Linked DNA regions of Homo sapiens: region 1 is linked to region 2. A link is an interaction called in ENCODE POLR2A ChIA-PET data of the cell type or tissue named here. Cell type or tissue: K562. All regions are shown on one strand. Each heading gives the region's core, and the rest is flanking DNA. Links, peaks and the distances in the headings are about the cores only.

Region 1 (5,376 bases), core at 212-5,211, 58 kb after region 2:
ATTCCTGGTTCCTGGAAACTGTGTACGATATAAATGTTTGTTGTTAGGAAGCTGTTAAGTTTGGGGGTAATTTGTTACATAGCAGTAGATAATTTAAGCAATAAGAGACCTGTGATCTCAACTGACAAGTTTCTTGAGGGAGGATATTCCAGGGTGGTTAATTCAGGGACACACTGATGTCATCAAGGCTCCATGTTCTTTCCATCTCCCTACTCTACCTTGAGCGTATTGGCTTTTGCCTTCATGCTTGTCACTTCATGATCTCAAGGTGGCTGCCACAGCTCCAGACACCACATCCTCATATAGCTGCATTGAGAGGTGAGAGGTAGAAGAAAAACACCTTTCCCACAAACCCCTCAGTAGACTTCCCGTATGTCTCATTGATCCAGGGGCATCATCTACTCTGCCCAAACCAGGCGCTACCAAGGGCAGTGAAATTGCTTTGATTGACTTGGCCTAAGGACATGTACCTGTGGTGGCCATGGAGCTGCACCGCTCAGATCTCCCTTCAAGAGAACCTGCTGTGGGGAGGGTAGGTATCTGACAGCCTATGGGTGCTGCACCATTGGATCTGCTTCATGCAGAGACTCTGCTCTCCCCAGACTGCTCCCAGACAGGAACTGTATAGTGCGGGTTCTAGAGCTGGCACTTCTTTTTCTTCTTCTTCTTCTTTTTTTTTTTTTTTTTGAGACAGAGTCTCACTCTGTCACTCAGGCTGGAGTGCAGTGGCATGATCTTGGCTCACTGCAACCTCTGCCTCCCGGGTTCAAGCAATTTTCCTGTCTCAGCCTCCCGAGTAGCTGAGGCTACAGGCATGTGCCAATATGCCTGGCTAATTTTCGTATTTTCAGTAGAGACGGGGTTTCACCATGTTGGCCAGGCTGGTTGCAAACTCCTGGCCTCAAGTGATTCACCCGCCTTGGCCTCCCAAAGTGCTGGGGTTAAAGGCGTGAGCCACCATGCCTAGAACTGGGCACTTCTGCCCAGTGTGGGACTCTAACTCCCCATCAGCCTGGCTGAGACTTTCTCAGAGCTGGGCTGCAGCCTGAACCTCTTCCAACCCAGTCCTCCTTCCTTCCCCCTCTCTTTTCCCAGGTGTCAGACCCACATCACACCCTAAAGATTTTCCCTGACCACTCCTGCTCTCTTTCTCTTATCCTTCACAGGCATCTCAGTAAATTTCTTGCACGTCTATTGTCCTCTTGGAATCTCATTCCCAGAACACTCACATTCACATGTTCCTCTGGGAGTAGGGATAAGTCTCATTCTCTATACATGGGATGGTGTATACCCAAATAAAATCAGGGGGCAGGGGTAGAGAAGAATGGCTGTTCTGTTTTTTTTTGTTTTGTTTTTTTTTTTGAGACGGAGTCTTGCTCTGTCACCCAGGCTGGAGTGCAGTGGTGCAATCTCGGCTCAATTCAAGCTCTGCCTCCCAGGTTCACACCATTCTCCTGCCTCAGCCTCCCGAGTATCTGGGACTACAGGCACGCACCACCACATCCAGCTAATTCTCTGTATTTGCCTCAGCCTCCCGAGTATCTGGGACTACAGGCACGCACCACCACATCCAGCTAATTCTCTGTATTTGCCTCAGCCTCCCGAGTATCTGGGACTACAGGCACGCACCACCACATCCAGCTAATTCTCTGTATTTGCCTCAGCCTCCTGAGTAGCTGGGACTACAGGCACGCACCACCACATCCAGCTAATTCTTTGTATTTGCCTCAGCCTCCCGAGTAGCTGGGACTACAGGCGCCCGCCAACACACCCAGCTAATTTTTTGTATTTTTAGTACAGATGGGGTTTCACCGTGTTAGCCAGGATGGTCTCAATCTCCTGACCTCATAATCCACCCACCTCGGCCTCCCAAAGTGCTGGGATTACAGGCGTGAGCCACCGCGCCTGGCCAGGAATGGCTGTTCTATAGATAACCTTCAGGGCACGTTCAATGCCTGATGGGCCTCAGCACTAAGCCCTGCTCCACCCCAGACCATTGGTGGCACCTGGAGAGTTACTGACCTCTCTGACCTCAGCCTTCTCCTCTTAAAGCTAAAACCTAGAATTGTGGTGAGATTCACTGGAAAGGGCATGTGTAAAATTCCTAGCACATAATCATAACAAGGACTGGCTGGGCACTGTGGCTCACCCTTGTAATCTCAGAGCTTTGGGAGGCCGAGATGGGAAGATCACTTGAACCCAGGAGTTGAAGACCAGCCTGTGCAATATAGCAAGACCCCCATCTCTATAAAAATTTTTTTAAAAATTAGCTGGGTTTGACAGTGCATGCCTATAGTCCCAGCTACTTGGGAGGCCAAGGTGAGAGGATGACTTGAGCCCAGGAGTTTAAGGTTGCAGTGAGCCATCGTTGCACAACTGCACTCCAGCCTGGATGAACAGCGAGATCCCATCTCAAATAACAATACTAATGATAATAATAAGGACTGCCATCTGAGTGATTCCTAATTTAAGTCACTTTACCTTGTGTAGCTCACTGAATCATCACCGTGGCCCTTTTGGGAGTGAGTGCTATTGCCTTTTTTTTTTTGAGATGGACTCCCTTTGTCGCCCAGACTGGAGTGCAGTGGCGCAATCTTGGCTCACTGCAAGCTCCGCTTCCTGGGTTCACGCCATTCTCCTGCCTCAGCCTCCCAAGTAGCTAGGACTACTGGCACCCGCCACCACGCCTGGCTAATTTTTTTTGTATTTTTAGTAGAGACGGGGTTTCACCGTGTTAGCCAGGATGGTCTCGATCTCCTGACCTCATGATCTGCCCGCCTCGGCCTCCCAAAGTGCTGGGATTACAGGCGTGAGCCACCGCGCCTGGCTTATTGCCTCTTTTTACCAAAACTGTGGCTCAGAGAGGTTAAGCAGTTTGCTAAAGTCCCACAGTGAGTAAGCGACTACGGAATAGGGATGATCCAATTATAATCCTAGCGTAGAATGATGTTGGGGCATTGGGCTATGCTGTGAACTGTAGGTGCTTGATAAATGCTGTAAAATGAGCCGCAAAAGCCCTACCCTAAAACAGAGCTGTGAAGTTCAATTTATTTAATTTATTTAACGAAAGGATCCTTTTATTACAAGAGCAGTTCAGCATGATGATTGCTAGCACTTATTAAGCACTTGCTGTGTGCCAGGCGCTTTAAATAAATTGAACTTCACGGCCATGTTTTAGGGTAGGTCTTTTGCAGTTCATTTTACAGCCCAGGAAACAGATGCACAGAGAGTAAGGGATGAAGCTGGGGCTCCAGCCAAGCAGTTTGACCTCTGAGTTGACACATAACCGTGGACTGTCTCCTGGAAAGAACCAGTGCTTCCAAAGAAAACAAAAACAAAATAAAACAATAAAAACAAGTATGGGTCTGGTTGGAATTCGAACTCTACCTCTTAGTTCTTGTGACCTTGGGCAAGTTACTTAATATTCCCCAGCCTCAGTTTCCCCAACTCTTAAGCTGGCGATCAATAACACCTACCTCAAACACAATTTTTGTGGTCAATGCTTCTGCTTGTGCAAGATTTAAATGAAAAAAAAAATCTTGAAAGCTAGGACAGTGCCTGTTACACACATAGGCTCTTAATTAATTATCACGGGATTCCTGGCGTTGTTGACATTTATCTCTGATTTTTGTCTTTACAGGAATCATAAATCCGGTTCTGATTATCGCCACACACACAGATCCTTCTCAAAGATTCAGAGTCTTATTCTTTTATCTCTTCCCTAAAATACGATCTAATTTACAAAACTTTGACTTACAACTCCGCCAGAAGCCCAGCTGGCGTGTGAAGTGATGCACTCTGCAGCCGGCAGCACTGAAAAGCACCGGCCTCCCGGGAACCCAGCAAGGACCGTGATCTTCAGTTATTTTGTGCAATAAAGAAATTTTGTAAAACGAGTAACACCAGATCGTGTATCTGTTGGGACAACCCAGATTTTCCTGCTTAAAGCAGACCCCACCCCGCCCCCCCTCCCCCGGCTTCCAATTCCCATGGGGAAGCCAACGGAATACAAAGTGCATTGCTACACCTGTGCAACTGATGACTTCTCACAGTTCAATTTTCCAGTACTCCTTAAAGCCACAGGGCTGTGGCCTTCGCTCCTCACTCAGTTTCCCCATCTGTAAAATGGGAATGAATATTTGTGCCATACGATCTTCTATGCCTTGCAAGATAAATGTACCCAGGCACGGGGAAAAGACTCAGCTCAGTAAACATTTGTAGAATCTGAATTGATTTAAGCATTCAGGTCACTCAGCCAGCACTGGCTGAGCAATTGCCATAGATCCAAAAGAAATATCAGACATGATCATTGCCATTCAGGAGAGTTCCTGTCCACTTTATCAAGGCACTTTATCACATAGAGCAGTATTTCTTAAGGCTCAGTTAAACTCGTGCCTTCTCTGTGTATAACCATTAACCATTTCATGTTCTGTTATTTGAAATCTCGAAATAAATAAAACATGACCAGGAATAAAAGAAAGCAATAAAAACAGCAAATACTCCAAGAGAAATGAAAATATATGCCCACATAAAGACTTGTAGCTGAATGCTATAGCAGCATTATTCATAATAGCCAAAAAGTGGACAAAACCCAAATGTCCATGAATATTTGAATGTATAAACACAATGTGATATATCTGCACAGTGGAATGTTATTTGGCCATAGAAGGAAGTACTGACACTAGCTACAGCATGAATGAACCTCAAAAACATTATGTTAAATGAAAGAAATTGGTCAGAAAAGACTACATATGGTAAGATGCCATTCATGCGAGAGTCCAGAGTTGAGAAATCTATAGCAGGGGTCTCCAAACCCCCAGCCATGGACTGGTATTGGTGGCCCGTTAGGAACGAGGCTGCACAGCAGGAGGTGAGCAGCGGGCAAGTGAATGAAGCTTCATCTGTATTTACAGCATGTCTCAGGACTCACAGGCTTTTTTTTTTTTTTAAATTGAGGCAGGGTCTTGTGCTGTCACCCAGGCTAGAGAGCAGTGGCACAATCATGGCTCACTGTAAACTTGAACTCCTGGGCTCAAGTGATCCTCCTGCCTCAGCCTCCTGACTAGCTAGCACTACAGGCACACACCACCATGCTCAGCATTTTTTTTTTTTTAATTTTTTTTAATTTTTGTAGAGACAAGGTCTTGGTGTGTTGCCCAGGCTGGTCTTGAGCTCACAGCCTCAAGAGATCCTCCTGTCTCAGCCTCCCGAAGTGCTAGGATTACAGGCGTGAGCCACCGCACCCCACGTACTTTAGTTTTTTGGAATGAGTCAACCAGTGGCCTAACCTGGGGTGGAGAATCCTCAGGGGTCCATTTCCAGAGCCTCCTGTCTTCAGAATTAAGCAAAAGGATTCAGCTCAGCCTAAACAACTCC
Region 2 (5,376 bases), core at 329-5,328:
CCTGTTAGCTACATGGATAAACCTATCCCGGCTAGACTGCTGAGTAATACCACCCCTTTCTGATAACACAGTCAGATCAACTTTTTTTCTCTAGGCTATCTTGTGTATGTATGGGGGAGTTTGGGAATGGGGCATGGAGTGAGCTTGGTTGACTTTCCTCACATCTTATCACCTCGATGGCCCCCGTGATATCCAATTGTTGGGTTAATCCTGGCTTTCAGAAAATATTCTCCTTGATTATATGGACAAAACTAGATTCAATTCAGTTTTGAGACTACAGGGGAGCCTCAATGGCATGGTCGTGTGACTCGATAAACTCCTGGGGTGGCCGGTGCAGTGGCTCATGCCTGTATTCCTAGCACTTTGAGAGGTCTGGGGAGCTGATCACTTGAGGCCAGGAGTTGGAGAGCAGCCTGCGCAATGTGGCGAAACCATGTCTCTACCAAAAATACAAAAATTAGTTGGGCATGATGGTGCATGCCTGTAGTCTCAGCTACTCGGGAGGCTGAGGTGAGAGGACTGCTTGAACCTGGGAGGCACAGACTGCAGTGAGCAGAGATCGAGTCACTGGACTCCAGTGGTGTGATTTCTGCCTCAAAAAAAAAAAAAAAAAAAAAAAAGCTTCTAGGGAGAACAGACAATGGTCAGAAATTATCCTTGGAAATCCTTAGAAAGACACTAAGTTGGGAGCTGGTCAATTTCTCCCCATCAGTCCAGGGCAGCCTGGTTTTCTCCAGCATCAGAAGAGGTTGCCAATTGTCCAGCTGAGGACCAGCTGAAGTTGGTCGGCTTTTAGAAGTCGTAGGATACGAAAACAACAGATATTTAAATACTAGACTCATGCTTGAGGCTGAGAGGCCCTTGGGAGCAGAGATTACTGGGTGGATCCGAGATCTACACCAGGAGAAGAAGGCGAGGCTTTGCTTGCCACTTGCATTTGTTAATTCTATCTTTTCTCTTATTATTATATTATTATTATTATCATCTGCCGAGTCCCTATCATTGAATTTGCATAATAGAATTGCATAACTTATAGGACCACACTATCATGCAAATTTTTCCTGAAAGTACTTGCCTTTAAATATGACAGTTACCTCTTCCTGACTACAGAAGCTGGGTTTAGGAAAATCAGAGCAATTTCAGTCTCTGATCCTTTCTCAGAGTAAACTTCGGCCAGCTTCACTGTCCACGTGGCTCTACTGAGGGATTACAATCTCCCAGCCAAGTTGGGTCTTGTCCACAGCGATCTTGGAGCCAGTTTTCTGAATAAATCACAAAACTGTTCCACAGTTGCTGTGTTTACTCAAAAACTCATCTTCTATTGCTATGCAAACGTAATAGTTGTGGATATACTTTATATTTGGCAGTACTTTTTATTGTGTGGTGTTTCACAAAGTGTGCTCTGGGGAACACTAGGGAGGTAGGACGCTCTGTGGAAAAATAGTGTCCTGGGCTGAAGAAGTTTGGAAACCACCTGTTCTTGGATGAACATTCACACATCAACTGACCCTGAAGTAGAGACATCTGGGTAACTTGGTTTAATGCAGCATTGGCCAAATTTGTTTGCCCATGAAATCCTCCTCCTTGGTGTACTTTGGGAGCCAGAAACACGGGGAGAAGGAAGCAAAAGGTGGCCAGGTCCTCTCCAGTTTCCTCAGGCTGTGCGTCAAACCTGAGTTAGGAGATGGGGACTAGGTGGCTGTTTTAAAGTAAACTGGCAGCCGGACATGGTGGCTCACACCTGTAATCCCAGCACTTTGGGAGGCTGAGGTGGGTAGATCACTTGAGGCCAGGAGTTCAAGACCAGCCTGGCCAACATGGCAAAACATCGGCTTTACTAAAAATACAAAAATTAGCTGGGCATGGTGGCACTTGCCTGTAGTCCCAGCTACTCAGGTGGCTGAGGCAGCAGAACCACTTGAACCCAGGAGGCAGAGGTTGCAGTGAGCTGAGATCACGCCACAGCACTCCAGCCGGGGCGACAGAGCCAGACTCTCTGGCTTGGCCTTTTCAATATTGGGAAGTGGCCAGAAAGTTACAGGATCTGTTCATGATGCCACAAAGGACTGGGAAAAGGAGATTGGCAAGAATGTCATTGACAATTGTCTTGAGAGAAGAACCCTTTTATGTGTGTGTCCAGGGTGTTGAAATATACAATAAGCCAGTTACAAAGACTACCAGGCACCTCTTCTCTGTGAAGCCCCATCCAGGGGGTTGAAAACTGTCCCCTAAAATTCATATCCACTCAGAATCTCAGAATGTCATCTTATTAGGAAATAGGGTTTTTGCAGATGTAATTAGGCCAGGTTCAAGATGAGATCATCCTGAATGAGGACAGGCCTTAAATCCAGTGGCAAGTGTCCTATGAGGGACAGAAAAGGACACACAAAAATGCATGAGGCAGGTCATGTGAAGACAGAGCAGAGACTGGAGGTATGCAGCCACCAACCAAAGAATTCTAGGGGCCAGCCGGGTGCGGTGGCTCATGCCTGTAATCCCAGCACTTTGGGAGGCCGAGGCGGGCAGGTCACTTGAGGTTGGGATTTCGAGACCAGCCTGGCCAACATGGCGAAATCCTGTCTCCACTAAAAATACAAATATTAGCTGGGTGTAGTGGCACATGCCTGTAGTCCCAACTACTCAAGAGGCTGAGGCAGGAGAATCAATTGAATCTGGGAGGCAGAAGTCGCAGTGAGCTGAGATTGCGCCACTGCACTCCAGCCTTGGCAACAGAGTGAGACTCTGTCTCAAAAAATAAATAATAATATAATTCTAGGAGCCACTAGAAGCTGGAAAAGGCAAGGAGGGATTGTCCCCTAGAGCCTTCAGAAGGAGCTTGGCCCTGCCTGCACCTTGATTTCAGACTTCCAGCCTCCAGAACCATGAGAAAATAAATTTCTGTTGTTTTAACCCCCGAAGTTTGTGTGATTAGTTACAACAGCCCTAGAAGAGTAATACAACCCCCATGCTAGTGTTGCCAATGGGTGAGACAGGATTCCCCATGCAGACTAAAACTGTGAATTATGCAGACTGCATCCCTATCGGTGAAGGTATAATGGATACATGTGAACCTGAGACGTGCTAATTTTTGCACCAGGGTGGATAATTAGTAAGAGGCTGTATGGCAGTCTCGAGGGCTCAGATGCAGCGTGGAACTAGTGAGAGAGATTGCAGAGCACAGGTGAGGTTTTAGGGACACTGGATTTGTCTTTGGGTGATGGAATACAGGAAGGGCAGGTGAAGCCATTAACTGCTAGAGGGATATCAACTAGAAAAGATGTGAAGGCTGAGAGCAGTCTCTCAGGGAGACTAGTCTTGGCAGACCCGAGGAAGAGCGACTTGATAAAGAGACATTGCTGGAAGGAATCCAAGAAGGACAGAGCCACTGGGCCAGGATTGCCGCGCACTGCCACTGCCCAGGCTGGACCTCAGGGGCTCAGGAAGCCATTTTGCGATGAATCACCCCTGCCCCGGGGCCACTTTCCACCGGAGGTGATTCTTAGTTACTTCTCATACTGTCGTTTAACTTTCCTGGAGTTCAAGTCCTGCACTGTATGAACTTTTATGAACTTTTTTTTTTTTTCAAGACAGGGTCTCGCTCTGTCGCCCAGGCTGGAATGCAGTGGCATGATCTCAGCTCACTGCGACCTCTGCCTCCTGGGTTCAAGCAATTCTCCTGCCTCAGCTTCCCGAGTAGCTAAGACTACACACCACCACATCTGGCTAATTTTTGCATTTTTAGTAGAGACAGGGTCTCACTATGTTGGTCAGACTGGTCTCGAACTCCTGGCCTCAGGTGATCGACCCACCTCGGCCTCCCAAAGTGCTGGGATTACAGACGTGAACCACCATGCCCGGCCTAAACTTTCATGAATGTTTGACTACTGGCTCCACCTCTCTTTGCCTCTGTTCTCCAATCTATGAAATGGGGATAATAATATTTGCCTCTTAGAACCCTGAGAAGATGACATAACACCTGGAAGGTGCTTCACCCAGTTTCTGGCACACAACAAATATTTACTTTGTTAGCTGCTAATATATTGACCGCTAGTGGGTGTATGACCTGTAGTTTTACCTACCAGCTTTTGTGTTTCGAAGGGCTTGCTATGTACCTGGCATGGTTCTAACACTTTACACATGGTTTTATTTATTTATTTAAAATATTATTTTTTAGAGATGGGGTCTTGCCCTATTAAGCCCAGGCTGGAGTGAAGTGGCACGATCATAGCTTACTGCAGCCTCAAAGTCCTGGGTTCAAGTGATCCTCTCACTTTAGCCTCCCGAGTAGCTGGGACCACAGGTGTGTGCCACCACACGCAGTTAATTTTTTAAACTTTTTGTAGAGATGGGGTCTTGCTATGTTGCCCAGGCTGGTCTTGAATTCCTGGCCTCAAGCCATCCTCCTGCTTTGACCTCCCAAAGTGCTGGGATCACAGGTGGCAGCCACTCTGCCAGGCCACTCATGATCTTAATTCCCATAACCACTACAAGAGGAAGGAATATTAAGTCTTATCATTTTACAAATAAAGAAACTGAGGTTCAGGGAGGACAGGACACTTGCCCAGAGTCACACAGATGGCAAAGTCAGGATTTGAACTCAAGTCCGACCACTCCCTGAGCCCAGCCTTTTTACGATTGCATCTGATAGTTCACAGGATGATTTTTATGACCTACAAAGATGAAATTTGTCCTTCTAATAGTTATGTAGGTATTGTATTGTGTATTATAAAAATATTGGCTTCCCGTTTACTGTAGTGATGTAGAATTTCCTTTTAAAGTAAACTTATTTGGGCCAGGCACGGTGGCTCATGCCTGTAATCCCTGTACTTTGGGAGGCCGAGGCAGGTGGATCACTTGAGGTCAGGAGTTTGAGACCAGCCTGGCCAACATGGAGGAATCCCATCTCTACTAAAAATACAAAAATTAGTCAGGCATGGGGGCACACACTTGTAATCCCAGCTGCTTGGGAGGCTGAGGTAGGAGGATTGCTTGAACCCAGGAGGTGGAGGTTGTGGTGAGCCAAAATCATGCCACTGCACTACAGCCTGGAAGACAGAGCAAGACTCCATCTTAAAAACTAAACTAAACTAAACTTACTTAACTAATCACAATAGCCAAAAGATGGAAATGCTCAAATGTCCATCAATGAATGGGTGGGTGGGTAAACAAGTTGTGTTTATCCACACAATGGAATATTATTCAGTCATGAAAAGGAATGAAGCACTGATTCATGCTACAACATGGATGGACCTTAAAGATATTATGCTAAGTAAAATAAGCCAGAACCACAAGGATACTGTAGGATTCCACTTACATGAAACATCCGGAATAGATAAATCCACAGAAACAGAAAGCAGTTTGATGGTTACCAGGGGT

What was found. Peaks named below come from ENCODE experiments on the same cell type or tissue, not always from the same donor. Only the 100,000 strongest peaks of a DNase experiment are listed, where the experiment ranks them.
Region 1: POLR2A ChIA-PET joins it to region 2 with 5 read pairs; 4 of 35 experiments call an interaction of 5 or more read pairs at or near these places.

What each region holds. Positions count from the first base shown.
Region 1 is chr12:116,482,918-116,488,293 of GRCh38, reverse strand. It overlaps LOC105370007 (a long non-coding RNA gene), which reads left to right. Exons shown (of 3, transcript XR_945394.3): 2 at 390-532; 3 at 3,641-3,896. Among named protein-coding and RNA genes, the nearest start is that of LINC02457, 30 kb to the left of the region's middle. In K562, for the core only: no CTCF peak of the experiment used is centred there; no DNase peak of the experiment used is centred there.
Region 2 is chr12:116,540,791-116,546,166 of GRCh38, reverse strand. No RefSeq gene overlaps it. Among named protein-coding and RNA genes, the nearest start is that of LINC00173, 10 kb to the right of the region's middle. In K562, for the core only: no CTCF peak of the experiment used is centred there; a DNase peak (open chromatin) is centred at 3,416.